Regions from separate parts of the Mus musculus genome. Here regions 1 and 2 are each linked to region 3. The links are chromatin loops, found by intact Hi-C in ENCODE. Cell type or tissue: gastrocnemius. All regions are shown on one strand. Each heading gives the region's core, and the rest is flanking DNA. Links, peaks and the distances in the headings are about the cores only.

Region 1 (10,051 bases), core at 1,166-9,165, 76 kb after region 3:
CTCCCAGATACTTTGTAACAAATGACACCAAGACAGTGAGCTTAAAACAAAACAGTGAGGTTCAGGGGTCCAAGCCTCTGGCCAGGTCCTCCACTTGTGCTCTCATGAAGCTGCCATCCTAGTCTGAACTGCTAATCGTCTGAAAGAAAGATCCATCTTCAACTCAGCCAGTTGGTGTCTGTCAGTTCCTTGTGGGCTGTCAGGCTCGCACTATGTGGGCTGTTGGACCTGTTTCTTTGCTGACGATCAGATGGAGACCACACTCTACTTCTGGCTAAATAGCCCCCTCTATCAGCAACTCAGAGCTTATCCAGCTGCTTTGCCAAAGCCAGCATGGGGTGGAGGGCGGGGGGTGGGTATCATGGTCATTTGGTCAGGCACAGTCCCACCTTCAGACACAAAGGTGGCAGGAGTCATGGAGAACAATCTGGTGGCCACCATGTGACACGATAGTCACACAAGCATGTCCTCAATTTCCAGATTCAGGAAGAATGTCAAGAACAGGTGAAGGACCCACCCAGGCTCAGTTCAGTGGGAAAACGTTCTCAACAGCTTTGATGTCCCTGAGCTACATGCAGGTGGCGTTGGTACCTGGCTGGCTGCGGCAGATCCAGAGCAGAAACCACATCGGTGGGAGCCAGGAGACTGAAGAGCTTCCCTTCCTACTGCAGTCCTGTTACCTGGGGTTGGCCGGTCTGCATAGTGTGGAGTCAGCACCAGCTGAGGATGTACACATCGGTTGACATTGGCCAGTGCTGCTGCTTCTGCCTCTACCCAAGTGGTCATTGTTGGGAGGGAGGTCGTTGGGCTCCAGAGGGCAGGTCGAATGTTGAAACTACCTGAAGTTCAGACCAGCTCCCAAACTGAGCCTTCGGAAGAAAGGCCTTTTGTTAGGGGAGCCTCTGGAGTGGGAAGAGAGGGCAGTCTCCCTCCCCGAATAGGAAGTCTGCTGGTGGTGATATCTAATGAAGACTTTTATGATAGAAATGTAATTGTTAAAAAAAAATTTTTTTTTTACATCGGTCTCAGAGCTTTCAATCCAAGAGCTCGATCATTCCCTCATTCATGCCCTAAATAAGCCCTAATTAATCTCGAGGCTGGAAGAAAGGAGGCTAGATTGCAGCTTTCTCTGTAAGGACACACTTCATATTTTGGGGGAGTTTGAAGAGGCTCTCAAGCACTTCCCTCAGTGGTATTTTATCAGCGGCTCAGAGCGGCTTCATTAGGCTGCTGAAGTTGCTAATTGCATTACCATATTTTTAAGCCTCATAGGTGCGGGCCAGGCTTGACATCTTCCAATGTGCCCAACCGTTTGCCAGCTTGGCATGTCAGAGACCCCTCGCACAGTTTGCCTCAGGTGCAAGGAAGGCGACCAGCACCAGTGTCTCAGGGGCCTGCTGGCCACCTGCTGGGAGGGAAGCCACTACCAGGTCTCATTCACTTGGCAGAGAGAATGTGGCTACAGAATCAATGTCGTGGTGAGGCTATAACTCCAGCATTCAAGAGACTAAAGCAAGGGCTGAAAGATGGCTCCATAAGTAAAGCCTCTGCCTCTGTCCCCAAAGCCACATGGTAGGAAAGAATTAAAGGGGGGAAAAAAAGCATAGCTTTAAAAGTTAATGTCGTCCCATGGAGTAGAAAAAAAAAAAAAACCTTCAATACCCTCGCCAAGGAGGGAAAAACAAAATGAGCCCATGTGTGCACGCATGCATTCTTGTGGGTAGATATAAACATATGTGCACACGTTTATTTACATAGACATGAATATCTATATATGTGTGTTTGGACAGATATAAAAATATAGGCATATATATGATAACTGTGCATATGTGTGTAGGTAGATGAAATACATATACATATATATGACTGTATCTAGGTAGATGTAAATATATGTGCATATATAAATACTATATGTTTACATAGATATAAATACATGCATATATATGGATATCTATATATTGCATATATATGGATATCTATATATTGCATAACTATGAATGTAGATATATGAGTATAAATGCATGTATATATTTATATAGACTTGAATATATGCAGATTCTGTATTAGTTACTTCTCTCATTGTTGTGACCAAATACTTGACAAGTACCAAATTAAGGGGCTGGCGAGGTGGCTCAGCAGTTAAGAGCACTGGTCGCTCTTCCAGAGGATCTGGGTTCAGTTCTCAGCACCCGCGTGGTGGCTCACAACTGTCTGTAACTCCAGTTCCAGGAGATCTGATGCCCTCTCTGGCTTCTGGAGATACTAGGCATGGAAATGGTATACACACACACACACACACACACACACACACACACACACACACACAGAGGCAAAACACTCGTACACATAAATGTTTAAAAAGCAACAAAACTTTGAAAAGCAGAGAAAGGCTAGAAAGTGATGCTGGACTACACATCTCAAGAGCTGCTCCCCAAGAGAGCTGCTTCCTCTAGCTGGGCTCCACCTCATAAAGATTTTGCAACCTCCCAAAACAGCACCAGCAGCTAAGACCAGAGTGGGAAGCTAGACCAGATTCTCAAAGAGAACCTTCTGTGGGAGGTCAGGAGCCCCAGACAGCTGCACCCCTCCAAACATGCATTCCCCATCTGTCCATAGAGTAGAGAGGTGATGTCCATCCTACTGAGACAAGAAGATGGCTGTCTGATAGGGGAAACAGTAACTCCACCCCAACCACTGGTCTCTCACAGGGTCTCAGCCCCAGCTGTGCACAGTTGAAGGCAGCTGAGCACCCACCCCGAAGGTGGGGACCCCTCAGGGCCAGCAGATCCTGCCAAACATACAAAGCTGGGTCCTGCTGCCCAGCACCATGGTAAGACAGAGAGCGGTACACCCATCACTGCTCCCACTGTGGAGGTCAACTCCCCACAGGGCAGAGGAAGCTCCTGTCCTCCTGCCCTGTCAGGAGCAGGGCTGACACGTGGATCCTTGTGATAGGTCTTCCCCTCTTGCAATCCTGGAGCTCAGCTGGCATCTTTAAACTAGCCCTGGGGGCAACAGGAGGAAATGGCTGCTGGGCCTCCCCCAGGCTGTGGGTTCCTAGTCCTAAGGTTGCTGCCTGGAGAGACCCAGTCCAGAGAAGGTCTGGATCATGCTGACAGGTTAGGGGGGCTATCGGGGGAGTGCTGATCCAGGAGAGAGGCTTCACATTAAAAGAAAGGAGAACTCTGCGCATGTTCAGTTGTTCTAGGAATAAGGGAGGGCCTTCGGGGCACTACTTCCCAGAGCTGCCCCAATCTTTGAGTTTCCTTGACCCCAGACTTTCAGACTAGGGACACCTGCATTGCCAAAGGAGGAATGGTTCAGCAACTGGCCAAGAACATTCCAGAATAAGGCTTTGCATTTCCACCTGCCAATGGCTTGCTTCCCAGGAGGCCCCTAGAGGGTGAGCTCAGCCTCCAATAGCTACTGGGTAGGTTGAGGGGTGCTGGCTACTTTAAGGACCTGGCTGGTCCTGCCTTGGGAGAGAGCTCTTCAGTGTGTTCTGTAGGAGGCCCCTGTTCCCCATATCTGATAGTGGGTGACATGTTGGTGGAGTCCAGAAGTTGTTCACAATTCCTGGCAGAGAGCAGTGTGCTCTCAAGCCTTGGCTTTGGCGTTGGGCAGACAGGGCTGCACCCTGTGTGGGATAAGTGAAAGGGTCAACGGGAAAGGCTGAGTGCCTTCCCCATCTCCCTCCATAGTCTCTCTCCACTGCCCATCCCCTCTCCATAGCATTCTCCCTCCTAACCACTGCCCTCCCTATCCTTAATCGCACAGCATCTTCCTAATGCCCACCTAACACATCCCCAGTCCATAGTCACTCCTGCCCATCCCCCACCAGGACTTCTCTCCTACTGCCCCCTACCCCCAACCCGTCTACCTCACTCCCAACCTCCGCAGTCTCTCCTCACTGCCTACCCACTCCTTACCTAACTCTCCTCCATAGCGTAGTCCTCACCGACCACCCCATCTCGCCACAGCCTCTCCCCTGCCCCACACCTGCCATGCAGCAAAGGCCATACCCAAGCACAAGCCTCAGCCAGAGGAGGGACCCGGACTGTATCTGTTTACTAGGCAGCCTGGGAAAGAGTTGTCTTTGAGGATTTCCTGTCCCAGATCCTCTCACCCCTCTACCCTTGTCTCTCCTGCCCCTGCCCCTGTGCAGAGATGGAAGGGGTGCCCACGGCGGGTGGGATACAGGGGTCACAGACAACCTGCCAGCTTTGACACTGGGAGAGAGAAAGGCCAGGTTTTCAGTGATTTAGAACACAATAGGCAATCCTTGGGATGAGGGATCCCCCACCTGAGAAGACAGCCAACACCCATGGCAGAAGCAGCTTCTGACCCTCTCCCTCTCTCAGACTCACAGCTAGGGGTAGGACTCGGGCTTATGTTTTGAAACCCAGTTCTCTGAATAGCCCTAATGTCACCCTAAAGGACACCAGAGGGCTGAGCACCTCCTAGTCACACCCTCTCTTGCATCGGCTGCAAGCCTTGGTGGAATAGATGCACAAGGCTGCACGCGTCTTGCATGAGCATGCACAAGGCTGCATGCGTGTTGCATGTGCACAGCCCATGTCTATGTCAAGGAATCCAGCCAGGTAGGTACCAGGATCTCTCTTTTGGACTCATGGTCCCTTTAATACAGATTTCCTCAGCTTCTCCTTCCCTTCTCCCATGTGTCCCTGCTGAGTCCCAGCACCTACCCTGGGTTGGCACTGCTCAGAGTTGGTGTTTGGTAGCTGTTCGGACAATGAAACAAACATCTTCACACAGGCACACCCACCAGCAGCCAACTCTGTAGGCACAGGCTCCATCTACCAGTCCCTCCATATCTCGAGGCAGGGGCATTCCTCCTGCTCTGGCCACACTACCTCTTACCCCTCTTACCTCTTTCTGCAGCTGCCCAGCCCCCCAGGCTACCCTCCACAGTGAACCCTCAGGCTACCTTCCACAGTGGACCCCCCCAAGGCTACCCTCCACAGTGAACCCCCCAGGCTACCCTCCAAGTGAATCCATTTGACCTGTTGACAGATTTAACCACGGGTCGTTTAAAAATGACTATTTACATGCTTCTAAGATGACAGGGTTTTTAAAAGACATTCTGGAACCTTCCTTTCCCTCTCTCTGAGTTCTGCCAACCCGCCAGTCTGCCTCCAGGTTTCTGCGGAACCAAGGATCCCATTTCACACCCCACTCAGAATGTATAGTTTACGACGTGTAGGTCACCTGCTTTGGGGACCTTCCAGAGCCTACCTCAGTTTCATCTGTGAAATGGGAGAATAACAACGCCAGCAGGCTGTTCCTTGTGGAGAGTCAATGACCTGCAGGTATCATTGTGAACGACTTGGAGCAGAGCTCGCCTGTGGTGTCCGCCATTATGATTGTCACCGTCATTTTATGTGTGCAAGGAAAGAGATGCTAAGAGCCGGACATGAGAGGTGGTGACAGACAGACTCCCCAGAGCTCACTGGCCCGCTGCTCTAGCCGATTCAGCGAGCTCTGGGTCCGAGAGAGACCCTGCCTGCCTCAAACACTAAGGTGGAATCAGAGTGGAGAAGACACCTCATGTTACCGCTGACCTCCCTCCGCGTGCGCACTTGCACGCGTCCGTACACCAGCACATAAATTAGTACACATACATATATTTATACAAAAAAAAAAAAAGGAAATGCTGTTAAGAAATACAGTTCTGTGCAGTAACCAATCATAGTTGCTGCCCTAGTGGCCCTCCCTTATGAAAACCCCTCCAGGGCTCACAGTGTCTCTCAGCTTTCCAACTACTGCTGGCTGTGCTCCCGACCCCCACCCAGCCAGCCACTTATCCAACAGAGGAGAGAGTCAACAGAACCACTCCCCCCACACACACCCCAAAACCCCATGTGGCCCCAAATCAATTCAATTTGGCAGAACCAGCTTACATCTGAGTCCAGCAGTAGCCCGTGGTTTCAGGGCAAAATGCAAATGATAAATTCTGGAATTCACAGCACCCGAGGTGACTTTCCAAGCGCAGGGAGCTTTCTCTCTGCAGGAAGCAGCGGCTGTGTTGGCGTCGCACCCTTGATTGTGGGGACGGTGTTATTGCAGGTGTCTTATCTCGTTCAGCATTATTATTTCTCGAGGATAAGACAGCAAAGCAAGCGGAGGAGCTATCAGGCAACCCGCACTCTGTATTCACAGGCGAAAACCTCCTAGGACTCGTAAAAAGCAACCAGATTTGTAGGGTGGGGACAGGTTTAAAAAAGGGGTGGGAGGAACCGGCCAGCAATGGGAGCCAAGGAGGAAAATATTTCATTTTGTGTGTGGTTAAGGGAGGAACCAAGTTCAAAATGCCTTCTTTCTCCCCCTCTTTCTCTCTTCCTTTCTCTTGCCCCCGCTTCTCTCCCAATATCCTACACACACACACACACACACACACACACACACACACATCATGTTTCTGTGTTTCGTGCTGACTGATGCTATTCCTTATGGCTTTCAGAGCAAGAGAAGTCACCAGGGCTTCATCTGTTATGTTTATTCCGACAGAAATAAATCTCTGCCTTCACTTGGCCCAGGCTGGCTGGGGAATTCAGCTGGCCACACCCCCTACCACCGGTCACCACCCCCTAGCACCTCCCTGTGGGTAAGCCCAGTAGAATGGACCAAGACACACTTTGGCCTTATTGATCACCAGGCTGCTTCATTACCTCTGTGGGCCATAGATCAATAAGCTCACAGCAGCATAATAGACTTTTTAAGAAAATCAATTAGGCAGAATTTTTTTTTTACAGCATTGAGTCTGCACAGCCCTTGTATGGGTGTGTGGTTTAAAGTGTGCAGCACAGCTCCCTCCGAGAGCTGTCTCATAATGAGTGGGGCCAAGGCCAAGCTGAAAAGCACACAGGCAGTAATAGAGACCGGCCGAACTTGAGGCTGAAGAGAAGTCTTGGGGAAAGGACGGAACCATTCACGGCATGGCCTTGTTAGAGATCTGTGAGTAACCCCACTGGCCACCCTGCCTGATCCCTGAACATCCTTTTGTGGACAAAAATCTGCGAGCGTGCTTCATTCGTCTTGATTTTGAAGATGTGGAACTGAAGCTTCTTAGAAAGCTCAGACCGCTGTCTGAATTTCCCATTCAGAAAGCAGAAGGAAGCTGGGCGGGCATAAACATGAAATACGACCAGGCTGTGGCTGTCCAGATTTGGCACTGTGCCCCCCAGGCCTCTTCCCTGAGCCTGCAGAGACACACCTGGGGCTCTGGCAAGCCAGGCCCAGGCTTTTTATAGTGAGGGGAGGCTTCTGACACCTGCAGCACCCAACAACTGGCTACAAACATTTGGGGGTAGATGCAAATATACGTATGTGGGAGGGGTGTGTATGTGTATGTGTGCAAGTGTACACAAGCATTTAAGTGTAAGTGCACGAGGAGGCCAGAGGACCACCTCCAGTGTGATCCCTCGGGTACCTTCCATTTTTTTGTTTAAGACAAGGTCTCTCACTTGTCTGGAAATCTGCTAAGTAGACTGGGCTCCTAGTCAGAAGCTCCAGGAATCCTCCTGCCTCCACCCTGCCAGCATTGGGGTTACAGGTGTGAGACACCCCAGCTGGCTTCCTACCTGGGACCTGGGTGTCCGACCTCAGGTCCTTGGGTTTGCAAAGCAAGTGCTGAACTGGCCGAGCTGTGTCCCCAGACCCCTTGCTTGGCAGCTCACAGACCCAAAAGTGAACCCAAAGAGTGGAGGTGCACAGAGTACCCCAAGGGATGCTCAGAGGCTCTCAGCTGGGGGGACCCCTATAATTTCCTCTGCTTCAGTCTCCTCTCTGCTTTCTTCCTGGCCTGCCACGATCATGGATTACGCACCTTTTAAAGGAGGGGGAGAAAGAACCGATTCTCTTCTCCCTTCTAACAAGTCTGAGATAAACCACTCAAACAGCTGTGATGACATGGTGTGGAGCCCAGCAGGAGAGAGGGGCCAGAAGTCCACAGCTCTGCCAAACTCAGAGAACCACGGATCCCAGCCTGTGTAGAATAAATAACAAAGTCGTAAACTCCACCGAGGAGCCGAGCGTTGACATTTAAAATTCTCTCTCTGCTTTGTTCTCCTGGTTCATGTCATCAGAATACTGGGGTGGAATCTTGGCTGTAATTTATGTCCGTTTGAGGTGGATCTAATTCACCGGTATTTCCTCCTGTCTGTGTCTGGCTGTCCTGAGCCTGTCCTTAGGTAACTTGGGCTCTTTTTCTGAGACTCCCTTCCTGCCTCAACCCTGGGCAAAATGAAAAGTTTGATTATTTGTTTGTGTGTTTGTGTGTGTGGTGTGTGTATGTGTATATATATATGTCTGTGTGGTGTGTGCATGGTGTGTGGTGTGCATGTCTGTATGTGTGTGTGTGTGGTGTGTGTATGTGGTATGTGTATGTGTATATATGTGTGCTTATAAGTGTGTGGGTGCAGTGTATGTATGTGTGGTGTGTGTGTATGTGTGTGTGGTGTGTGTATGTGTGTGGTGTGTCTATGTGTGTGGTATGTGTATCTGTATAAGTGTATGGTGTGTGTATGTATATATGTGGAAAGTATGTTTGTACATGTATGTGTATGTGTGTGTGTGTGCGTGTATGTGTGTGTGTGTGTGTCTGTGCCCCTAACATGTGGAGGTCAGAGGTCAACCCCAGCCTCAGTTGTCACTTTTCAGTGCTGTTCACCTTGTGTTTTGAAAAAGCATCTCTTTCTGGACTGGAACTCATCAGGTGGGCTGGGCAGGCAAGTGAGGAAGACCCAGGGACCTGGCTATCTCAGCCTTCCCAGTCCTGGGACTGCAAGCACGTGCCACCATGCCCCGCATCTTTGCACCAGTGCTGGGGATTCAACTCTGGTCCTCAGGCTTGCAGCTGAGCAAGCCCAGCTTGCCGCTGTGGGCGTGGCTTGCAGGCATCAAGCCTGTGCTTTGTATTTTCTCTGGTTAGCCCTCCCCTCCTTTTCCTCCCACACCCATTTGTTTCCCTTGGAATTTAAAACCTGGATTGCACTGAAAATCCTAATTCCTCCCTGCAAGGATTAATAATAATAATAATAATAATAATAATAATAATAATAATAATCTGAAAGACTCCTAGACAATTTCCAGGTCCCAATGGAGCTGCCTGGAGACCAGAATTTGTCTTAAACTGGAGTAATACCCCATCACTCCTTGCTGGTGTGAGAGACAAATGGCTGTTGGCCTTGATCCTTGGCCTCTCTCCAGAGGGCAGTGTAGGGGAATCTCCTGGGATTCTGGGATACATGCCCACTTTAGGGAAAGGAAAACTGTTAGAAAGATATACAAATGGAGGTCTTCTAGGTCCAGTGATTTGGAGGCGACTACCTCCAAGGTGCATGTATGAATTACATTCCCATGCTGTGGTCAAACCTTCTGAGCAAGATAATGAATAAAAGAAGTAATCAGGCTCCCTGTTTCAGAGGGCTGGAGTCTCATGATGGAGGAACAAAGGTAGGGCAGCAAGAACAGCTGAGAGCTCACATCTTGATCCGCAAGCAGAAGAAAGCGAAGAGCACCCTGGGAAAAACCTCAAGCCCTGCCTTAAGGATACACACCCTCCAACAAGGTTCAACCCCTGATGTTTCCCAAACAGTTCCAAAAACTGGGGCCCATGTATTTAAATATTCAAATAGCCAAGGGGAGGCCACTCTCATTCAAACCACCAAAGTCTTTAGTCCCAAGAGTCTTCATGGTAACTAGAAAGAATCTCAGCCACACACTGAATAAACCATCCAAAGATTTGTACTGAACCACTCAGATTTCATGCCAGCTACATGGACAATGGTTTCTGAGACTCTGTGGATCTCCACAAAAGAAAAAAAAACAGCAGTCTCCCCTAATAAGCAAGGTAGAAACAAGACATCCCTCTGTGTGGCCTGTTGGTGCAGTCCTCCCTAGAGAACTCTAAGATTTTGTTTTTACAGTACCTTACTATGTATCCCTGGCTGACCTAGAGTTCACTGTGTAGACCAGGATGGCTTCAAACTCACAAAGATATGCCTGCCTCGACCTCTTGGGTGCCACGATT
Region 2 (10,051 bases), core at 1,220-9,219, 54 kb after region 3:
AGGAAAGGCAGGGGGCGGGGCGGGCAGGGGAGAAACCCGAGAAAGGAAGCTGAGGGCGGCGCCTCGACAATAGACAGGTCCTCCAGTTATGATCGCAAGCATCAGACAGTCCACTGCAGCCAGAGGTCTGTCAGATACATGAGTTCAGACAGTCCAATGGAGCCAGACAACCCAGAGCTCAGGTCTAGTGTTGAGGAGGCCAGCCTCTCCTACTTCCTCCCCTATCTCCTCTTTCCTTCAGGGATGGCCTAGGGCAGTGGTTCTCAATCTGTGGGTTGCGACCCTTTCACAAAGGTCTCGTATCAGGTATCCTGCATATCAGATATTTACATTATGCTTCACAACACTAGCAAAATTAAAGATATGAAGTAGCAACAAACATAATTTTATGGTTGGGTATCACCACACCATGAGGAACTGTATCAAAGAGTCATAGCATTAGGAAGGTTGAGAACCGTCGACTTAGATAATCTTTCCCCTCAGAGCATCCTGAGAAGGCCAAAGTCCCTCCGATCTCAGCCCTGCCAAATGACCAGCCAACACTCAGCACTAAATACCAGTCCTGAGAGGTGTCTTGAGGACTCTAACTCCATCAAATATGTTCCTGGCTGCAGCACAAGGCCCTCCTAGCTGAGCCCAGACAATTCATAGAATAGCAAGATAATTGTCATCGCTATTTTTCAATTGCTGTGACAAAACACCATGACCAAGTATAACTTAGGACTCAGAGTTGCAGAGGCTGAGTCTATGACCGTCATGGTGGGGAAAGCACTGCAGCAGGCAGGCATGGCGCTGGATGAGTAAGCTGAGAGCCTATAGCCTTAACCAAAAGTAGGAGGCAGAGAAAGCTAACTGGAACATCATGGGCTTTTGAAACCTCAAAACCAGCCCTGAGTGACACACCTCCTCTAACAAGGCCACACCCCCTAATCCTTCCCAAACAGTTCCACCAACTGGGCACCCACCATTCACTTTCAAACCATGACAATAATAAAATGATTTTTAGATCAGTATGCAAAATAATGGTTCTTTTCCCACCCTACCCCCCTGTTTGAGACAGGGTTTCTCTCTCTACATAGCTCTGGCTGTCCTGGAACTTGCTTTGTAGACCAGGCTGGCTGCAAATTCACAAAGATCTGACTACCTTCTGCCTCCCAAGTGGAGGGATTAAAGGTGTATACCACCACCTCCCAGCAATGGTTTCATTCTTAAGCAAAAAAAAAAAAAAAAAAAAAAATCATCAACCTCACTAGAATGACTTTTGATGGCTTAATGGGTGTCTTAGTCCATTTTCTGTTACTATCACAAAGGTCTGAGGCTGAAAAATTATAAAGAAAAGAGATTTGGGACATCTGGGAGCATGTCACCCTGTCAGCCTCTAGTGAGGGTCTCACACAAGCAGCATCTCACATGCAAGACAGAGCACATAGCAGCAGAAGAAACAAACACCAGGGGAGCCAAAGTCAGCACTCTCCCAGTAATGGATCCAATCCCAAAGTGTGTGTGTGTGTGTGTGTGTGTGTGTGTCTGCGTGCGTGCGTGCGTGTGTGCGTGCGTGCGTGTGTGTGTGTGTGTGTGCGCGCGCGTGCGCACACGCGCACGCACACGTGCATGTGTATGTACAGGTGTGTATTTACGCATGTGTATGCTCATGTGTAAGCTGTTCAGGGAGCTCAAACTTGCCTTTTGAAGAAAGACAACAACAAACCTGTCTTTCTATGACTACCTCTCTCTGTTTGAATGACTTCCCTTGACCATATGTCATGACTTCCTGGGGAATAAGCCCCAAAGCCTCAATAGCCAGACTCAGCAGATCCCTCAACCCCCAAATCAACCCAGCTTGGCAAAGCCTGGAGCAGGGTTCTGGGCCCCAGACTCAGACGTGTAACCCCAACTCTGTTCAGGATCTGTTTTCTCCTGCTGTGCAGCCGAGAGACATCTGGGCGGTGAAGCGGAGTGACATCTGCACTGTCTGTCAGCTTTCCAAGCAGGATATAAACATGATGAGGAAAATCCGAGCATGTGGGTGAACACCTGAATCTCAGCACCTCAGAGGCAGAGGAAGCAGGATTAGTTCAAGGCTATATATATATACCCTGCTACCCAGTGAGTCAGAAGCCAGCCTGGGCTGCATGAGATCCTGTCTCAAACAAACAAACAAACAAACAAAATGTATCAGGACAGAGGTCAACGTAAGGGATTCTCTGTGTGTGCGCCCATGTATGTGTCTGCTTGCATGCGTGAATGCATGTGCATGTGTGTATCTGTGTGTGTGCATGCATGTATGTGTGTACATGTATGTATGTGAAAACCAGAGGTAGATATCAGTTGTATTTTTCAGTCACATCTCACCTTTTACACATTTTCTATTTATTTAGTTGGGAAAGCATAAAAGTGGAGGGCAGAAGGACAATTGGTGAGAGCATCTTCTCTTCTATTCTCTCTTCTCTTCTATTCGGGGGGCCCAGGGGTAAAACACAGGGGTGCTGGGCTTCCAACTCAGCTGAGCTATCAGGGCTGGAACCCTCCCTCCAATTACTAGTCCATGGAAGGAGAGTTGGCTAAGATGGAGCTGTGGGCGGGGCTGGTGAAGCTCACTCAGGCTAAGCACTTGGCTTCAGATGGGAGCACTGCGGGCTCATAGCTTCAGATGGGGAAGGTACCTAATCAGCAGGGTTTATGCAAATATGTTAAAACTAGAAAACATGAAATCCAGAGCACATCTGACCCTTATATTCAGGTAGGGATGCACACAACCCACACAATACACTTATAGCAACTACAACTTAGGGAGATTCAGGCTACCCACAGCCCTTTGATGTTCATGAGCAACCTATAGAGCCCACTGACCCTTCAGCCCTCAGAGGGCTTTTTAGAGAGGAGTTAAAGTTAAAGTTAAGTTACTTCTGCAGCCATCGCACCTGTGGAGAAGCAGCTCCCTCCCTCTCCGCCACTCACAACCCCCAGGCTCGCTATCAGCTTCTGACATCAACACTGGTCCCAGCAGCCAGCGCAGCACACTAGAGTACCAGAAGCCCAAAACATCGAGAACCAAGGACAAAGCCATGTGCCTTTTTCCTACTGATCTTGCAGGTTCCCGAATAGGGCTTGAGTAGAGTAGAGTAGCCCGTGAGAAAGTGCAAGAGAGATGGGGAGATGCAATGGAGAAAAATAAATAAAAGTCACAGTCACAATAAGGAGAGGCACAGACTGCCAGCCAATGGCAGCAGAGCATCCATCCTAGAGGATGCAACTTGGGGAGGGGGGGCCTTTCTGAGTCGTTTCCATGGTTTCTGGCCCTTCATAATCCTCACCCAAACAGCTCTCTTCTTGCTCACCTTGTAGCATCTCCCAAGAGAAATGTATGACAGATGTACTGAAAAGGGGGGGGGTGTCCAGGGTTGGCAGGAGCTTAGTGGGAGCTAGGTGGGGAGGGGGCGGGGGGTGGAGGGAGGGGATGGTGAGCATAGGTCTTTCCCCAGGACAAGTGACCTGGTTCCTGCCTGGACATTTATGAGGTCAATCCTGGCCCAGCTCTGATTTATAAAAGTCTAGGGTCAAATGCATAGTAGTTCAGAGGGGAAGGGCCGGGCGGGATGCGAGCAGTGAGCTACACACTGAATGTAGCCCACTTTTCTACTCATCTTTTCTACTCATCCTTCCTGTGGAATGGATGAGTAGAAAAGACAAGAGCAGTGAATGAAACCTGGTGCTGACTGTCCAGCTCAGGCCTAGAGCTCAGGAGCTCAGAAAACAGTCGCTTTCAGAAAATGAAACAAAATTAAATTAAAGAAAGAAAGAAAGGAAGAAAGAAAGAAAGAAAGAAAGAAAGGAAGGAAGGAAGAAAGGAAAACAAAATGTCATTGAGGTGTAATGGCACACCAATAAAAGTTATTAGCCAGGCTGGCGAGATGGCTCAGTGGTTAAGAGCGCCGACTGCTCTTCTGAAGGTCCTGAGTTCAAATCCCAGCAACCACATGGTGGCTCACAACCATCCGTAATAAAATCTGATGCCCTCTTCTGGAGTATCTGAGGACAGCTACAGTGTACTTACTTATATATGTAAATATAGTAAATAAATAAATCTTTAAAAAAAAAGTTATTAGCCACTTTTCACTCCCAGGCAGGGTTTTTCTGTGTAGCCCTGGCTATCCTAGAACTAGCTCTGTAGACCAGGCTGACCTCTAGAGTGCTGGGATTGAAGGAGTTGAGCCTCCATGCCTGGCTAAAAGTCACCAGTCTTAAGGGTCCATCTGGCCAAGCACTGGTGGGGCACACCTTTAATCCCAGCGCTTGGGAGGCAGAGACAGGTGGATTTCTGAGTTCGAGGTCAGCCTGGTCTACAGAGTGAGTTCCAGGACAGCCAAGGCTACACAGAGAAACCCTGTCTCGAAAAAACAAGAACGATCCATCTGACAGGTTTGGGCTTCCTGTGTATGGTCGTGGGACTATTTCCAAGCTTTGAAGGTTCTTTGTTACCGACCCTATCCACGGCTCTGCTCTTTCCGGTTCTGGCTAGCATTCCACCATAGGGCTAAGTGGCAACCTTTACAAAGTTACTATTTGGGGCTGGCACACATGTGGAGGTCCGAGAACAACTTCCACTTTTACACAGTTTCCAGGGATGAGCTCAGGTCTCTAGGCTTCCAGGACAAGTGCCTTCACCTGAGGAAGGGCCTCACCTGTCACTGAGGAAGTGTCTTGCCCGTCCCGTGGTAACATTCGAATATTTAATTATGTACAATTATGCTTCAAGCCCTGACTCACGGTGCTGGTCCCTTTATGATCCTGCCGTTTCATCTCAGGTGCAGCTCAGCTCAGAAGAGGTCCTGTGGGGACAGAGAGGTAGCCCAGCAGTTAAGATCACATGTTGCTCTTGCAGAGGGTGAGGGTTCAGCTCCCAGCACCCATGCTAGCTCAAATCCACCTGTAACTCCAGTTCCAGGGGCTCCCACCAATCTTCTGACCCCTGCAGGTTCCTGCACGAACACGGTTTCTATACAAGCACTCAGGTGCACAGAGTCCTCCGTGTGCGCACTTCCTGTCCCACTGTTCAGCAGTCCCCACAGCAGAGGCAAATGAGAGGATTTCTAGTAGCACTCGATTTGAGGTTCGAGGTTGGCTCAGCCTTTCATCCTTCTCTGCTCCTTCTCCCTTGTCTTTTTCAAAATGCTCTTAAAGCAGGGGAAGCTCCCATGAAAGGAGAGAAAACGGGGATCAGAAAGGGTATGCGGGCACCCATCCGTGCACAACGCGAAGCTCCCTTCCAGGAGCTCCCCTTGACTGCCGGCCAGAGAAGCCAAGATCCAAAGCCTCCTGGGGGTGGGGGTGAGAGGCAGGAAATGGCCTCCCTGCACCCTTGCAGAGCAGAGGCACTGGTAAGTTAGGCTGAGGTCTGACCTCCAAGGAAACTTATGACCCATGGGAGACCAAAATGGGCACCACAGACCTCCTAGGTTCGGTGAACACTATCCTTAACCACGGTCTGAAAGAACTGGTCTCAACAGGACTTTTCTCACCTGCCCAAAGGCAAGAAAACCTGTGGAATGAGGGAAGGAGGCCTTGTGTGGGGTGCAGCACCCCGTGTGTGGGAAAGATTCTAGACCTGGTCACCATATAGGCTAAGGCCTTCACTACTCCCCTTTCACTTGGGCGCAGGCAGCAGATACCCACTCCCCCATGGCCAAGCAAGCGTCATTCCAAACATCTCCCTCCTTCACCCCAGACTGACCCTTCTGGCACCTCTCCATACCCACAGAGAAAAGTCAGATCCTGGTGGGGTCTGGGGAGATGGCTGGAGGAGACCTCTCATAGAGGTGAGATGTCCCTGGCTACCCGTCCTGGAAGCAAAGGAGCTGGGCCAGACTGTGGCTGGAATGAATGGGGTGCTTGTGCCTGACTGCCTGGGAACAGAGAATGAGCCCAGCAAGCCTCAGCAAGGCTCAGGGCAAAACTGGGTGGCTCAGTGGTGAGAGCACGGAGCCAGACTGCCCAGGGTTCAAGTCAAATTAAATGTGTTCGCTGTGCTAGCTATGTCACGTGGACTGTGCAATGGGCAAAATATGACACTCCCTCTGAATCTCTGCCCTAGTCACCACCCAGAACACACTTGAAACAGTGCCCAGTACACAGTAGGTGGCCAGGAAAGTCTGTGTTCCAAGCTTGGCATTATCTTGCAGCTAGGCCCTGCTATGTCGGGCATGGCAGCTCCTGCCCCAGCTGGCAGGGTATGGTGATGCAGGATAGGTACCTCGTCGCTCAGACAGGAACCTCTGACTCTTGAGGCCTGGCCTCCTGCCTGAGACAGAGGCAGAGCCAAGCAAAAAGCAAAAGCCACAGAGAGGCCCTGGGCTGACGCTTGGTTGGGCCACCCCATACTACTCAACTCCTGGAGGCCATTTATATCTTGTGACTTGCCCGGGCCGTGCGGAAGTCCTGGAAGCTGTCAGGATCCACCTTTGGGAGTATTTGCTCGCTTAAAGACCCAGAGGACAGCGCCAAAAGGAGAGAGGTTGAGGCCCAGGAGACTGGGTGCCAGGTCAGCCTGGGAGGTACAGGCTGCCCCAGGGTAGCCTCTTAGATCCTGTCCACAGAGCCCTTAACATGGTCTCCTCTCAGCCTCACCCTTTAGTTGCAACCAGCTCCAGGAAAGATGTGAAGCAGTCCAGCACTGGGGAGACAAACAGCAGGACACAGGCTGGGAGTCTTCCAATAAAGAAAGGGGATGTTGGAGGAACAGAAGAGAGAAGAGTGACGGGAGGGCACAAGCCACTGTGTGCACGTCCCACTACACAGGTGTTTGTGGGTGCACACTTACGAGGTGTGCTTGAGATGTGTGAGTGTGCACGCGCAGGTAGGTGCACAGGGTGTGTGGTGTGCAAAGGTACTGGGGTGAGGTGTAAGTGTGCAAACGGAGATATTCAAGTGTATGCACAGATGTATGCTCATGTGTGCAAATGTACATGTGTGGCAAACCAGAGGAGAGAGGGAGAAGAGAGAAGGGCAGAAGCCCCACCCCCACAAGCAGTTAGTCACCCAGCAACCAGTGCGGTCTGCTCTTCACAGGGACTCTGTGGGATCCACACACAGCCCCCAGGAGCCCACTGTGCATCACCATCCTTGGGGGTCAAGAGCCCTTCCACAGGAGAGTCCCTGAGACAGGCAGCTAGCTAGCCAATCCTGGCAGATCCACACACTCTACTAAGTTTAGGTGCAAGGTTGGGAGGAGGAGGAATCTCAGCAGGAGGGGCTATCCGCCTAGGTCAAGCCTGGAGTCCCACTCCCTGCTCTGTCCAGGGCAGCTACCTGGATCTCAACTTCCTTATCTGTAATGTTGGAGGTGAGGATGCTCAATTTAGTGTCACGTGACAATCACATTTGTCCTATTGCCCAGGCCTAGCCTGGGGCAGCTTTCCCCCTTCTTTCTACTCCGGATCCAAGACAAGCCAACCCTCACTCCCCTGCCCATCTCTGTGAAAATCTCCTGACACTGCAGACTCCCAACAAATAAACCCGCTCTCTCCTTTCCATCCCTGTCCTTCTCCCCACCTGGAGAACCTGGATCCTTCGATCCCACTCTTCTCTGATGGATTGTTCATCCTTTAGGAACACCCCCAGAGACATATTCTATCTTCCCCCAAGCCTGGAATTCAGAAGGAGGCACCTCTCTTGTGACTTACACAGGGCCCCGATATTTACCATTTCACTCTTCATTCTTGGCAGACTGGACGACCTGGCAATCCGCTAGCTTCCTTCCCTAGACTGTATTCCCTTGAGGGCAAGATCCTTTTATGCCCTGTGTCCAACCCAGGATATATATCCAGGAAATACATGAGAAAAGAACAAACCTTTCCAGCAAAGAACAAAACTCCACAGCAGGACTAGGGATGGACTAAGATGAAGGCTGCGGAGGAGGGGGCCTTCCCACATCCACACCTCTCACCCCCAACTCCCCCCACACACACACACCTTGTACTCTTTTCCCCTACAGACCCTGCTTTTACTCCGAGGCATCTGGAGGCTGGAGGCTCTGCCATCATCCGATGCTGGCTGGCTCATCAGCTGTTGCCATGGAGACCAGCCAGCAATCAGATCCATGCCCTCCTGCTGCTGGGCACAGTGGAGGTAAAGCCACAGAGAACCTTGACAAATGAGGGAAAGCTCATAGCTCCACACCCAGAGAAGCCTAGCACTGCTTACCTCCTCTTTCCTGCGGGAGGTGACCTCTGGAAGTCATTTCACCCCCCAAGGTCACTTCACTGGAATGCGGATGGGGCTGTCAACCCCTGCTGTTATATAGAGGTGAAATAAGCCCCTGAGGTGTGTGGGCCTGACACCACGTTTTGGCGGGCTATGACTTCTGATTTAGCTTTCTGAGAGGAGGTTGTGAGGGATGCCGTCTCTGACCCTTTATCCAGACCTATCACCCCCAACTCAGGTAGGGCTGCAGGAAGGAAGACAAAAAAATCTATTCATCACAACACTTAGGGATTCTGTGTGACACAGAAACAGAGACCTATAGGTATGCTGGTCACATGACCCCGACAGGCGGCATAATGTTGTTGCCACAATGGCTACCTCCTGCAATGAACTGATATGCTAAGACTTGCAACCCAGCTCCGGAAGATTTAGAATGCCTTTGCTGTTCCCGAACGGCCCCAGAGCCTCACTAGAGAAGGGGGTTGGGAGGGTGTATGGGCACATGGAAGCTCTCGCTTCGGGGATTGCTGGAACAGAAACAAGTCAGGATTCTTCAGCCAGCCCTGGGCAGGAAGGAACTCAGATCTCCAGATCTCGAGCTGGTCAGAGCTTCGGACCTCAGCATCTGAACCCAGGTTCTTATGTTTGCATGGCGAGTATCTGGCTGGTCAGCTCTTTACTCATGGGCACAGGTCTGTGGGGACTGGGCTCTAGGCGCTTGCAGGTCACAGAGCTGCCCCAGCCTGCGTGGACAGGAGAACTTTGTACCTGGATTTGGGGATAGGAGACTGCCAAGCCATCTGGCAAAAATGTGAATTTCTCCACCAGGAGGGATGAGGGTGGGAGGCAGGATTGGAAATAAGATAAGAATCTGTCACGACCTACGGAAGAGAAACTGAAAGGAAAATGCCCGTCTCAGGGTGGAACGACGCGTAAAGCATTCAAAGTGTGCTCTACCCAACCACCTCTGAGCTGCAAGCACAAGGTGACCCTGAACCACGTCTCTCTAATAAAAGGGAGCAGAGGGACCCCTGAGCAGCAAGGCAGGGGGACCTACCTTGAAGAGGGAGGGAAGCTAAAGATTTGCCTTATGAGCACAGCTCCTCTGAGGTTTGCTCAGGGGTGGGGACAAGCAGAGGGAAGCCAGCTTGGCATTTCAAAAGCGTTCAGGATACAGAATAGATGGCAGATATATTGCTATCCCTTTGGGCTCCTTGAGGGTGTACACCAGCGTCTGGGTGTGTGTGGTTAGCGGCAGAGCCAGAAGGTTCTGCCTCCCCCCACCCCTTCCCCGCCCCATGATTCTCTTCCCCCACTCCACCCCTGTTGGCCTCCTTCACTCCATCCCTCCCACTCCCCTACAGGGATTTAATTCCGACGTGTAAGTACCCCGTGAGCAAAAGTGTCTGTCTAGCTTAGAGCCGCTCTGAGTGTCACAGGAGAAAGGGCTTCCGATGATGACCAGAGAGGGGGACACACTCCCCTCCTCCACGTTCAGGAAGTGTCACTTGACCCCAATTTTGCTCACGGGGAGAGAAGGAAGCCACCGGCTAACTCCATGGTCTTCAGAAGTCTGTCTGTTTTCTAGTTTCCTTTTATCCCTTTTCCAAAGCTCTGCTCAGCCAAGGAAATGATGTAAACACTTACGGTGGCATTTTAATGGCCCCGGGGGTATCGATCCTTATTGTGAATCCAAAAATAGCTAAGTTATTAATGCTTGACAGTGCAGAGTCAGGATATCTTTCTGTGGAGAATTCGGCTTGCATTTTCTCTGGATTAGGAAGGTCCAAAACAAGGCTCACAGCTCCGGCCCCTGGGGAATGAGGCCCCGCGGCGGCAAACAAACCATCAG
Region 3 (10,051 bases), core at 1,038-9,037:
GTGAGACCCTGGGCTCAATCCCCAGCATCCTGGTAGCTCATCCCTATAATCCCAGAACCCAGGAGGGGCAAATAGAAGGATCAGAAGTTCTAAGTCCTCTTTGGTTACAGAGTAAATTTTAGGTTAGAGACCCTGCATCATAAAGAAGGAAGTGGGGAGGAAGAGGGCCAGGGGAAGGAAGGGGGAAGGAAGGGGGAGGGGAGGGGAAGAGGAGGGGGCAAGGAGAGGGAAAGAAGGAGGGAGAGGGGACAAAGAGAGGGGAGAGGAAGGGGAGGGACCAGGGAGAGGGAAAGGGGGAAGGAGCGGAGAGGGGAGGGGGAGGGGACAGGGAGGGAGGAAGGGGAAGAGGGGAGGAGGAGGAGGAGGAGCCTCTGGGATGGAGCATCATAAGCAGGCACAATTCCAGGTACTTTCCATGCACTTGTGCCTGTAGCCAGCATGATTCATCCCCACCAGCTCTGACCAGCTCTGCACTCTGCCTTGCCCTTCCAGCAGTTTCCTAGTCTCCAGCACAATCCCTGCCCTGAACACTTTTCCTGAGAGAGTCTGAGAGAGCACGGCCAACCAGTTCTGATCCAGGACCCTGGATCAGAGGTGGGCCCTGGGGTCTGTGGAGGAGGATGACGGATATCTAGTTCATCCACCTCACAAGGATGAGGCTGAAAGTGGGGTAGAAAGAGAAGCATTGTTGGCTGCCCTTGGGCTAATGCTGTCTTGGCCAATAGTGATCTGAGTCCTGGGGCTTCCTGCAGACCAAAAGAGGTGGAGTCTGATGCTGATGGGGTGGAGTCTGATGCTGATGGGGTGGAGTCTGATGCTGATGGGGTGGAGTCTGATGCTGATGGGGTGGAGTCTGATGCTGATGGGGTGATCCCTTCCAGCCTCCATGTCTAGAAGGAGCTGCTAAGGACCCCACTGAGCCCCTCCTCGGTCTGAGTCTGGCTCAGTAATACACCATTTCCATCCCTACCCTTCTCCCCACCCCTCCCCTTCCAGTGATTGTCCCTAAGAGGGTAGCTCTAAATAAGCGTGGCTACCTCTCCATTATCCACGGTGGAAGAAGCACTTTGTAGATAATCTAAAGCTATTTCCCGCTTCCAGACCAGCATTGCTGTGCCCACAAAATCCTCCCTGCTCCCCCATCCAAACGGGGACACCCGAAGGAGATGCCGGCTTGTCTGCAACTTGGCCTCAGAAAAAAATGCATTTTGCATAGCTAAGCTCAATCAGGATTCTCTGCAAAGGCCTGTGGCTGACAGTAGATGGGGCTTGGAGCGCCAATGCATCCCCTATGCCCAAAGACTGCCTAAATCACCGTTTCAATGTTGTCTCCTGTGTCTCTGTCAAGCAATCCTGCCCCTGAGAGCTCCCCCAGAGCTCTTCATTCAAAGGATAGAGGGGATATACACACACACACACACACACACACACACAGGTCCTTCTGCTAGCCACCCCTTTTTCCTGTCTCTGTCCAGTGCCGCATGACTGGCAGCATCCTCTTGGCAGCACCCTGGATCAAAACCTAGGCAAAAGTCTCGATGCCCGTGGTGGTGCATATCTATAATCCTAGAGGTAAGGTAGGAGAATCGGAAGTTCAAGGCCATCCTCAGCTACGTGATGAGGCTAGCCTGGGCTGAAGGAGACCTTGTTTCCAAACAGAAATACAACTAATAAAAGGTAAAGGGTTAAAGATCAACTTTGAAAGGGCCACTCTTGCCACAGCCTTCTGAGCCAGAACCGAGGCTGACAAGGACTGGTATGGGCGAGGGAAGAGGATTCAAGAGAGTGCTGCAGGTGGGAATGTGAGACACAGCAGCTGAGCAAAGATAGAATAGAAAAGGATGGGGCTGGAGAGATGGCTCCACAGGTAAAGGAGCTTGCGGCCAAGCCTGTGGACCTGAGTTCAAGCCCCAGGATCTATGTGGTAGGAAGAGAGAACCAACCAACTCCTAAAATGTGTGTCTGTCTTATCTCCATGGTACATGTGCTCGCTCTCTCTCTCTCATAAACACACACACACACACACACACACATGTATATGCATGCTCACAAGAAAGTAAATAAACATGAGAACTGAAAATTTAAAAAAGCAGGGAACTCTATGTCACGTATGTTTTAGCACAATTAAAAAGTATAGCTCCCACCCCGGCCCTAGAAGAGAGAATCAACATTGGGATTATAAATGTTTACCGCCATAATTCAAGAAGGCCAGTGAAGACACATGTGAATAGTCGGACTCTTTTTCAGGCCCTCTATGGAGCCCTGGTTGGGGGAAGCCAAACTGCTACTAATAAAATAATAATATTAAACAGCTGTGGGAATAAGATCATCTCTCAGGCTCACACGTGGATAACCGAGAGTTAACTCTTAATAAAATAATAAAACGTAGGAGCTGTGGGAATACAGAGTCCCTCCGAAGACAACTGCCAGAGACCATATCCATAAAGTAATCACTCCCTTTTTTATTCCCTCATTTTACTGAACAAGACATAACTGTAGCCAGGCTGTTCCTGAATTTCTAGGGGGAAGGTAACTGTCAATCAAGATGAAGCATGTGACCATTTGTGGGTGTCCCAGCCTGACAAGCGGGTCCATATGGTCTGTGAGTGAGAGTGGGGAGGGGCAATTCACCACTGTCACTAGCCGGGCATCCATCCCGGCTGAGACCGTGAGGACCAGACTTCCACAGACAGAGCCCCTGGGTCACCCTCTCCTCCAATTCTAGACATTCAATGCACTGGGGATCCTGGAAGGGTCCTATGGCTGGAGAAAGCCCTGAGAGATGGTCACAGCAGGTGACCAGAGCCCAGGAAGGGAACTGAGTTCTGTCAGTTCTTGCATATTCTTAAAGCCACTACAACCATAAACCTCCCATCTATACAAGGATGCTTAGGCCAATGCCAAAGTGGGTGTTAAGCTGCCTTCTGCTTATATTGTATGTACATAGCTGTTTTATGTGTACATGTGCCTATGTACCATGTGTGTGCCTGTTGCTCTCAGAGACTAGGAAAGGCTATTGGATCCCCTAGAACTGTAGTTACAGATGGCGTGAGTCAAGACCACTGAACTCTCCAGTCTCCGCCTTTTTTTTTTTTAAGTAGCCCAGGCTGTCCTCAACCTCTTATGTAGCTGAAGATGACCTCTGACTGATGATCCATCCTCCTGCTTTGACCTCCTCTGAGTGCTGGGCTTTGTGGGGGTGACACAATCATCCTTCCAACTGAGTCACATGTTTATCTCTGAGGGTCTTCTGGAAACAGGAGATAAGAGATGCCCTTGAAGCCGGGCGTGGTGGTGCATGCCTTTAATCCCATCACTCGGGAGGCAGAGGCAGGTGGATCTCTGAGTTCAAGGCCAGCCTGGTCTACAAAGTGAATTCCAGGACAGCCAGGGCTATACAGAGAAACTCTGTCTTGAAAAAACCAAAAAAAAAAAAAAAACCAAAAAAAAAAAAAAAGAGATGCCCTTGAGCTGCGACCTAGATAGGGCTTGAGGGCTCTCTAACCCACCTTGTACCAGAAGGGCAGCATCTGTGGATTCTTTTAACTGCTGCCTCTGAAACCAAGGCAGCTTCGTAGGCAGCACCCAATCCCCCACCCAACGCAAACACCATCCACAAGCAGGAAACTGGAGGTCCTTGTAGCCCAGGAAACTATCAGGCCCTTGTAGCCCAGCCGCAGAAGACCCTGGAATTAGAAAGTCCTTAGTGGGCCGGCAACATGGATAAAAGGCACTTGCAGCCAAGCCTGACAACCTGAGTCTCATCTGTGTGACCCACGTAGTGGGAGGAGAAAATCGACTCCCGAAAATTGTCTTTGACCTCCACATGTGACCAGGTATCTGTGTCATCACATACATACATACATTCATACATACATACATACAAACAATAAATCAATTGAATTGTACTCAAGTTTTAAAAGGTAAAAATCCTTGAAGCAGTCTGCCCTTCCTGTTTCGCACCCGGGTCTCCCTCAAGGGAACCCACCCTGGTGCCTGGTGCTGATCCCTCCCCTCCCCAGTCAGCACGCAGCAGCTCTGCCTCCTCCTCTTTTGGAGCCGGGCAGCTGCAGACAGATGCACATGCATGGACACACATGCACATGCATGGACACACATGTACAGGGGTGCTGTTTTAAATAATCTCCCTCTGGGTGGTCTGCCAAGCACACAGTGTGGGTCACCAACTGTGGACAGCGGCCTCTCTGCCTCACACTCCCTCCCCCTTGTCCATTGAGTTGATGCCATTCATCCCTTCAGGGAATCTGGAGCCTGGGGTGCTTGAGAAATTTCTGAGGATAACAAGAGAGGAGGGAGTGAAAACCCAACACACTCATGCATACACGTACCCAATCTCTCTCTCTCTCTCTCTCTCTCTCTCTCTGTCTCACACACACACACACACACACACACACACACACACGAACACAGACATGCTCACACATGCTCATGCCTACCCTTCTCTCAGAGAGCCCTCTCCCTGCACCTGCATCTCACTTCCTTCAGAACTGATGGCTTCGCCCTCTTCCACGGCCGTGTCTGAAGCCCTCCTTTGTTTCTTCCTCCCTGTGTCCTGAGGATGTCCCTTCTGCTTTATTGTCAATACTCCTCTGAAGCATCTTCCTCACCACTTTGGAGGGTGACCTGACCCCTCTTTGTGGCAGTAGATCCATTAGTAGAAAGGAGAGAAAGGGACGGGTGGGCACAGAGGGCAAGGGAGTGGGCACCAGAATCTGGAGAGTTGGTATCTATTCCTCTCAACCCTCCCCTATTGCTGCCCAGACCCTGAGCGTCAAAGCCTCAGCTAATCAGACTTCTCAAATGTACACCTGAGCCCTCCTAACCTCTAGCCCAAATCACCTCTAAAACAATGTGACCCGCAGCAGCCACCTCCAATCTCCCCACCTTCCCTCCACTCTGGGAACAGCCCCTCTCCTTCCCAAATCAGCCTCCCTGAGGGCAAGGGCATAGCCAGGCTGGGCAAGAGATTGAGCCTAGCTCTCCCTCCTCTCCCCTCCCCGCTCTGCTTCCTGCTCTCTAGATCTGCTTGTAACTGACATTTTCCATCTGACAGGTCCTGTTTTCCCTGCCTCCGGTTGCCAGGGCAACAAGTGGAGAGGACGGCAGCCAGGGAGACTTTAACTGCCTTTTCAAGGCGCCCTGGACATAAACAGCACTTTCCATAATGGAAGCCCAGCATCAAGGTTTTAAAGAGCCAGGCAATACAGCTGAGGGGGAAAAAAACAAAACATAGGGATTGGGCAAGCCACCCCTGCTGGTCACTGTGAGAGACAGAGAGACAGACACAAAAGAGTGCTCTCCCTGAGAGGTCTGATCCTCTGCCTGACCCATAGCTCCAGACCCTGCTGCCCCAATGCCTTCTGTGACACCAGAGATCTCCACAGCCATGCTTCTGCCTGTGACACGGGGTGTCATCTCACTGAGGCACAGGGAGCTCTAGCATGACCTCACCTTCTGGGAATAATACCAGGGAAATGGCTCACTGAATAGAGAGCCTGCCTTGCATGAGAGAGGATCAGAGTTCCAGACTCAGCACTAAGGTTTGACAATCCACAACTCTAGACAGCGGAGACCAGAGGGCCCTTGGGGCTCACTGATGACCAGCCAGTCTAGCCAATCAGGGAGCTCCGGCTCAGTAAGAGACCCTGTCTCACAAAATAAGGTGCAGGCTAATTATTCAGAACTCTATCTCGTGGTGGCACACGCCTTTAATCCCAGCACTCGGGAGGCAGAGGCAGGTGGATTTCTGAGTTTGAGGCCAGCCTGGTCTACAAAGTGAGTTCCAGGACAGCCAGGGCTATACAGAGAAACCCTGTCTTGAAAAAAACCAAAAAACCAAAAATTCTCTATCATGAACTCTCAAGAAACAGCAGATGTAAGCTTGGAGGAGGCTCATGGCCCCCGTGGCCCAGATAACCTTTGCTGATAGCTTTTAAAAAGCAAAGCCATACAAGGCTGCAGTGCTGGCTCATTGGCTGAGAGCATGCCTTGTTCTTTCTTTTTTTAAGATTTATTTGTTATTGTACATAAGTACACTGTACCTGACTTCAGACACCCCCAGAACCACCATGTGGTTGCTGAGATTTGAACTCAGAACCTTCGGAGGAGCAGTCAGTGCTCTTACCTGCTGAGCCATCTCACCAGCCCCCGCATGCCTTGTTCTTACACAGGACCTGAATACCATTCCTAGTACCTACATAAGGTGGCACACAACTGCCTGTATCTCCAGCTCCAGAGACTCTGTCATCACCTTCTGGACTTCACAAGCACCTGTCCTTAAATGCACAGACACACACATCATACATACATACATACACATACACAAATATATATATATGTGTGTATATATATATATATGCACACACACATACATACACATATACATATATAAACACACACAAATACTCATATACTTATGTACATATATACACACACATACATACACATATACACATACATATATATATACACATACTTGCAAACATATACACAAATATACATATAAACACACATTTATACACATATACACATGTACATATATACACACATACATACACACATACATATATATACAAACATATACATGTACACATATACATATATAGACACACATGTACACATACATATACACACACACATAATTAAAAATGAAATACATGTATTTTCAAAAGCTATGCAGCCCAGCACCCCACACCCTTTCCTCCTAGTACTGAGCATTGAACTCAGAGGCTCACATACTCTGGGCAAGAGAGCTCTGCCCCAGCAAAGTCCTCTGCTCTTTTATGCTTTGATTCAGAGATTACATGCACCCTGCCAAGCAGAGCTTCACAGGCAGCTAATTCACCACTGCGGGTGGAAAGAGACTTTCTGTCTCCTGTCCCAAGGCGATTCATGAGGACTTGTCTAAAGAGTAGGCAACCGTGGAGCTGGCCAGCCAGGGCTGGGTGACACCAGAGGTGGGGGAGGTGAGACAGGGAGCAGCAGGGTTCTGGCTGGAGGAAGGCCTGGTCCCAGAACAGCAGGCTAGGTAGGTCATGAGTGGGCAGCAGAAGTCTAAATAGGGAGGGAGGGAGGAGGCAACCTCAGAGCCAGTCAGAAGGGCCAGGCCAGGGCTTGTCTAGCATCCCAGGCAGTGACAGCTGAGAAGGTCACACTGGTTTCCATCACAGAAGCTGGAGAAGGCCCCAGGCGGCTCCCGAGAGAGAGACAGGTGAGGCTAACAAGGGTGAACGGGTTCAGGGTACTGCAGTTAGGACTTGGCAAAAAATAAATCAATTGAAATTTAAAAATTTTTTTAAATCCTGCTTTTGGGTTTCTTCCTCCATTCACTGGCCTGCTTCCCTTCCCTTCTTAGGAGTATTTCCTCATCTCTTGCTTTTAAAAATCTGTGTTAGTATTTTTACCTGCATGCATGTATGTATGTGCATTGTGTGAAGGCCAGAAGAAAGCGATAGATCCCCTGGACCTGGAGTGATTAATGGAAGGTTGTGAGCCCCTATGTAGGTTCTAGGTGCTGAGCTTAGGTCCTCTGCAAGAGCAGCCAATACTCTTGACCACTGAGCCTTCTTTTTTCCCTTTCTTAATAAGCTATTTCTTGTCTGTGTCTAACTTAAAAGACACAACTTTTTCTCTAACTCTCCTGGTGGCCGCTAGGATTTTTGCCTACCCTATATTTTCTCTTAAACGCTAATAACACAGTTCTTGGGCTTAGAATGAAAATGAAGACACCCCTGCCCCAGACCAGCTGTTGCATGACTGTGGAGAGATGCTGAGCGATGGACAGGAGATGGGAGAAGGGCAGGGGTAAATATGGCCACTGGATGGAAGCCAGGGGCTTTGTAAGGAATGGATCAAGGCAAAGCTCTGGGCAGATGCAGGACAGGTCACTGTCCACCCAACTCAGGTCCCAGAGTCTACCCAGAGTCTCCCATCTTGCCTGTGGGACAGATTAGATAGGACAAGGCCTTAAAGCTCAGCCATCATCTCTATCTCTTGTTCTATGGAGATGCAGGCCGTGGCTTCAGAGATGCTGGTACCATGCACTAAGACAGTCTGTGGATTTTTAACTCATGGAACTCATGGTTTAGGAGTCATCGTAGAGGCAACCTGTCCCAGGTAAAGGGACAGCCAACCAGCACTGACATCTATGAAGGGTCGACTCACATGAAGCTTGTTCCTTTGAGCATGTACTGGGGGATTTGAGGTGTCCTCCAGGCACCCCAGGAGGACCAGAGCAGCCCAGGAAGTGAGGAACAGCTGGAAGCTGAAAGGGCGGGGCTCTGGGAAACACAAAATCTTGCCAGAAGCAAAGGAGGCTGAGGAATTAGCATTGGGAATACCAAGTTCATCTAAGGAGACAATGTTGGGGTGGGGGGAGGGGCGGGCGGGACGTTTCATTATCCAGGTGGCCAAAGCCCAAGGGAGAATACTGACTGTGCTCCTCATTTGCATTGAGTGTTCGCATTTCCAGAGTGTGTCCCCTTCCATTTCTTTCACTACAGCCCTGCAAAAGGAGCAAGGAGGGAGGGAGGGAGGAGAGGGGGAGGGAGGGAGGGAGGAGAGGGGGAGGGAGGAGAGGGGGAGGGAGGGACAGAGAAAGGGAGGGAGCCTGAAAGAAGGAAGGCAGGGAAGGGAGGGAGGGAGGGAGGGAGGGAGGGAGGGAGAAGAAAGGGAGGGAGGGAGAAAGGGCGGGAAGGCATGGACCACCTGTCTTTACACACACAAAGCACAGCTCACTGAATGCATCATCAAATGATTACAACAGGAAACTGAGGCCCTGGGCACTGGAACAGCTGCCCCATGGGACAGCCAGAGGAAGGAGAGGCTCACAAGGGTGTCTGTACCATCTGAGTCACGGCTCCAATTAGTTCCCCCCTAGAAGTCTCCTCAACAGTGATGATGCTCAACATGGAGTAGCACAGATGAAGGCTCCTATCAGGCTCATGCTCTACTTTACAGCAGAACGAAAGCTGAAGTGGGAATCAAGGGTCAGGCTGAGGGGCTGGAGAAGTGACTCAGCCATTGAGAGCACTTGTTCTTGCAGAGGACCCATGTTCAGTTCCCAGCACCCACATGGAAGCTCACTACCACCCATAACTCCAGCTCCTGGGGGCTTTCCACCTTCTTCCTGACTCCAAAGGCACCAGTCATACACAAGCTGTGCAGACATACGTGTAAGGAAAACACTAGTACACATGAAAGAAAGAGAAAATAAAATAATATTTTTTTCAACCATGTTTAAGAGCCTGTGAAGGTAGCTAGGTTGGTAGCATGCTTGTCTAGCAGGTACAAGGTCCCCCAGTGCCTCATAAAGCAGGTATGTGGCACACACCTGTAATCACAACACTGGAGAGGCATAGGGAGGAGGAAGAGGAGGAGGAGGAGGAAGAGGAGGAGGAGGAGTTACACAGCAGCTTAGAGACCAGGCTAGCTATAGGAAATACTATCTACACTGACAACAACTCCAGCTAAGGAGGATCCCAAGATCAGAAGTTTCAACTTTTCCCAGGACTAGTGGGGACAAAGCACGGGCGTGTGGTAGACTAAATGCTGACATCTTAACTCCCTAAGCCTGTGAATAGGGCTGGCTTGGAAGCAGTCTGCAGGTGCAGTTGCTCTGCAGAGCATAAAATGAGAGCAGTTGGTGGATCCTAAACTCCATCTCGAGGGTCCTTGTGAGTCACAGGCAGATGGTGATGGGCAGACAGACATGTGGCCATAGAGGCAGAAATTGGAGGGATGCAGTCACCAGCCAAGGAACACAGCAACCATCACAGTAGGAAGAAGCAAGGAGGGTTCCTCTCTTGGACCCCCCAAAAGGAACATCTGCCTGCCAGGTTTCAGACGTTGGCAGATACCAGAGCTGTGCTGCTCTGTCATTATGGCAGCAGTAGAACATAGATGCAGAGCTGTAGGGCTGCAAGGGTGCAGGGGTACAGGGGTGCAAGAATGCAGGTGTACAGAGGTGCAGGGATAAAAAGGTGCAGGGATACAGAGATACAGGGGTGTAGGGGTGCCTAGGTGCAGGGAT

The links. Hi-C counts contacts between places; a loop is a spot of excess contacts. Peaks named below come from ENCODE experiments on the same cell type or tissue, not always from the same donor. Only the 100,000 strongest peaks of a DNase experiment are listed, where the experiment ranks them.
Region 1: it touches region 3 in a loop (4-fold over the local background); 4 of 42 quality-filtered maps call a loop at or near these places.
Region 2: it touches region 3 in a loop (2.1-fold over the local background); 4 of 42 quality-filtered maps call a loop at or near these places.

Annotation. Positions count from the first base shown.
Region 1 is chr11:117,611,782-117,621,832 of GRCm38, forward strand. It overlaps 2900041M22Rik (RIKEN cDNA 2900041M22 gene), which reads left to right. Exons shown (of 2, transcript NR_015489.2): 2 at 481-1,636. Gm35170 (a long non-coding RNA gene) reads right to left here. Exons shown (of 4, transcript XR_003949818.1): 4 at 42-869. Among named protein-coding and RNA genes, the nearest start is that of 2900041M22Rik, 5.6 kb to the left of the region's middle. In gastrocnemius, for the core only: no CTCF peak of the experiment used is centred there; DNase peaks (open chromatin) are centred at 1,347, 5,828 and 7,196; H3K4me3 peaks cover 758 bases; H3K27ac peaks cover 2,087 bases.
Region 2 is chr11:117,590,195-117,600,245 of GRCm38, forward strand. It overlaps a transcript of Gm35170 not described here. Among named protein-coding and RNA genes, the nearest start is that of 2900041M22Rik, 16 kb to the right of the region's middle. In gastrocnemius, for the core only: a CTCF peak has its summit at 6,218; DNase peaks (open chromatin) are centred at 2,579, 6,143 and 8,079; H3K4me3 peaks cover 1,221 bases; H3K27ac peaks cover 3,920 bases.
Region 3 is chr11:117,536,333-117,546,383 of GRCm38, forward strand. No RefSeq gene overlaps it. Among named protein-coding and RNA genes, the nearest start is that of Gm11734, 18 kb to the left of the region's middle. In gastrocnemius, for the core only: no CTCF peak of the experiment used is centred there; a DNase peak (open chromatin) is centred at 5,075; H3K27ac peaks cover 4,544 bases.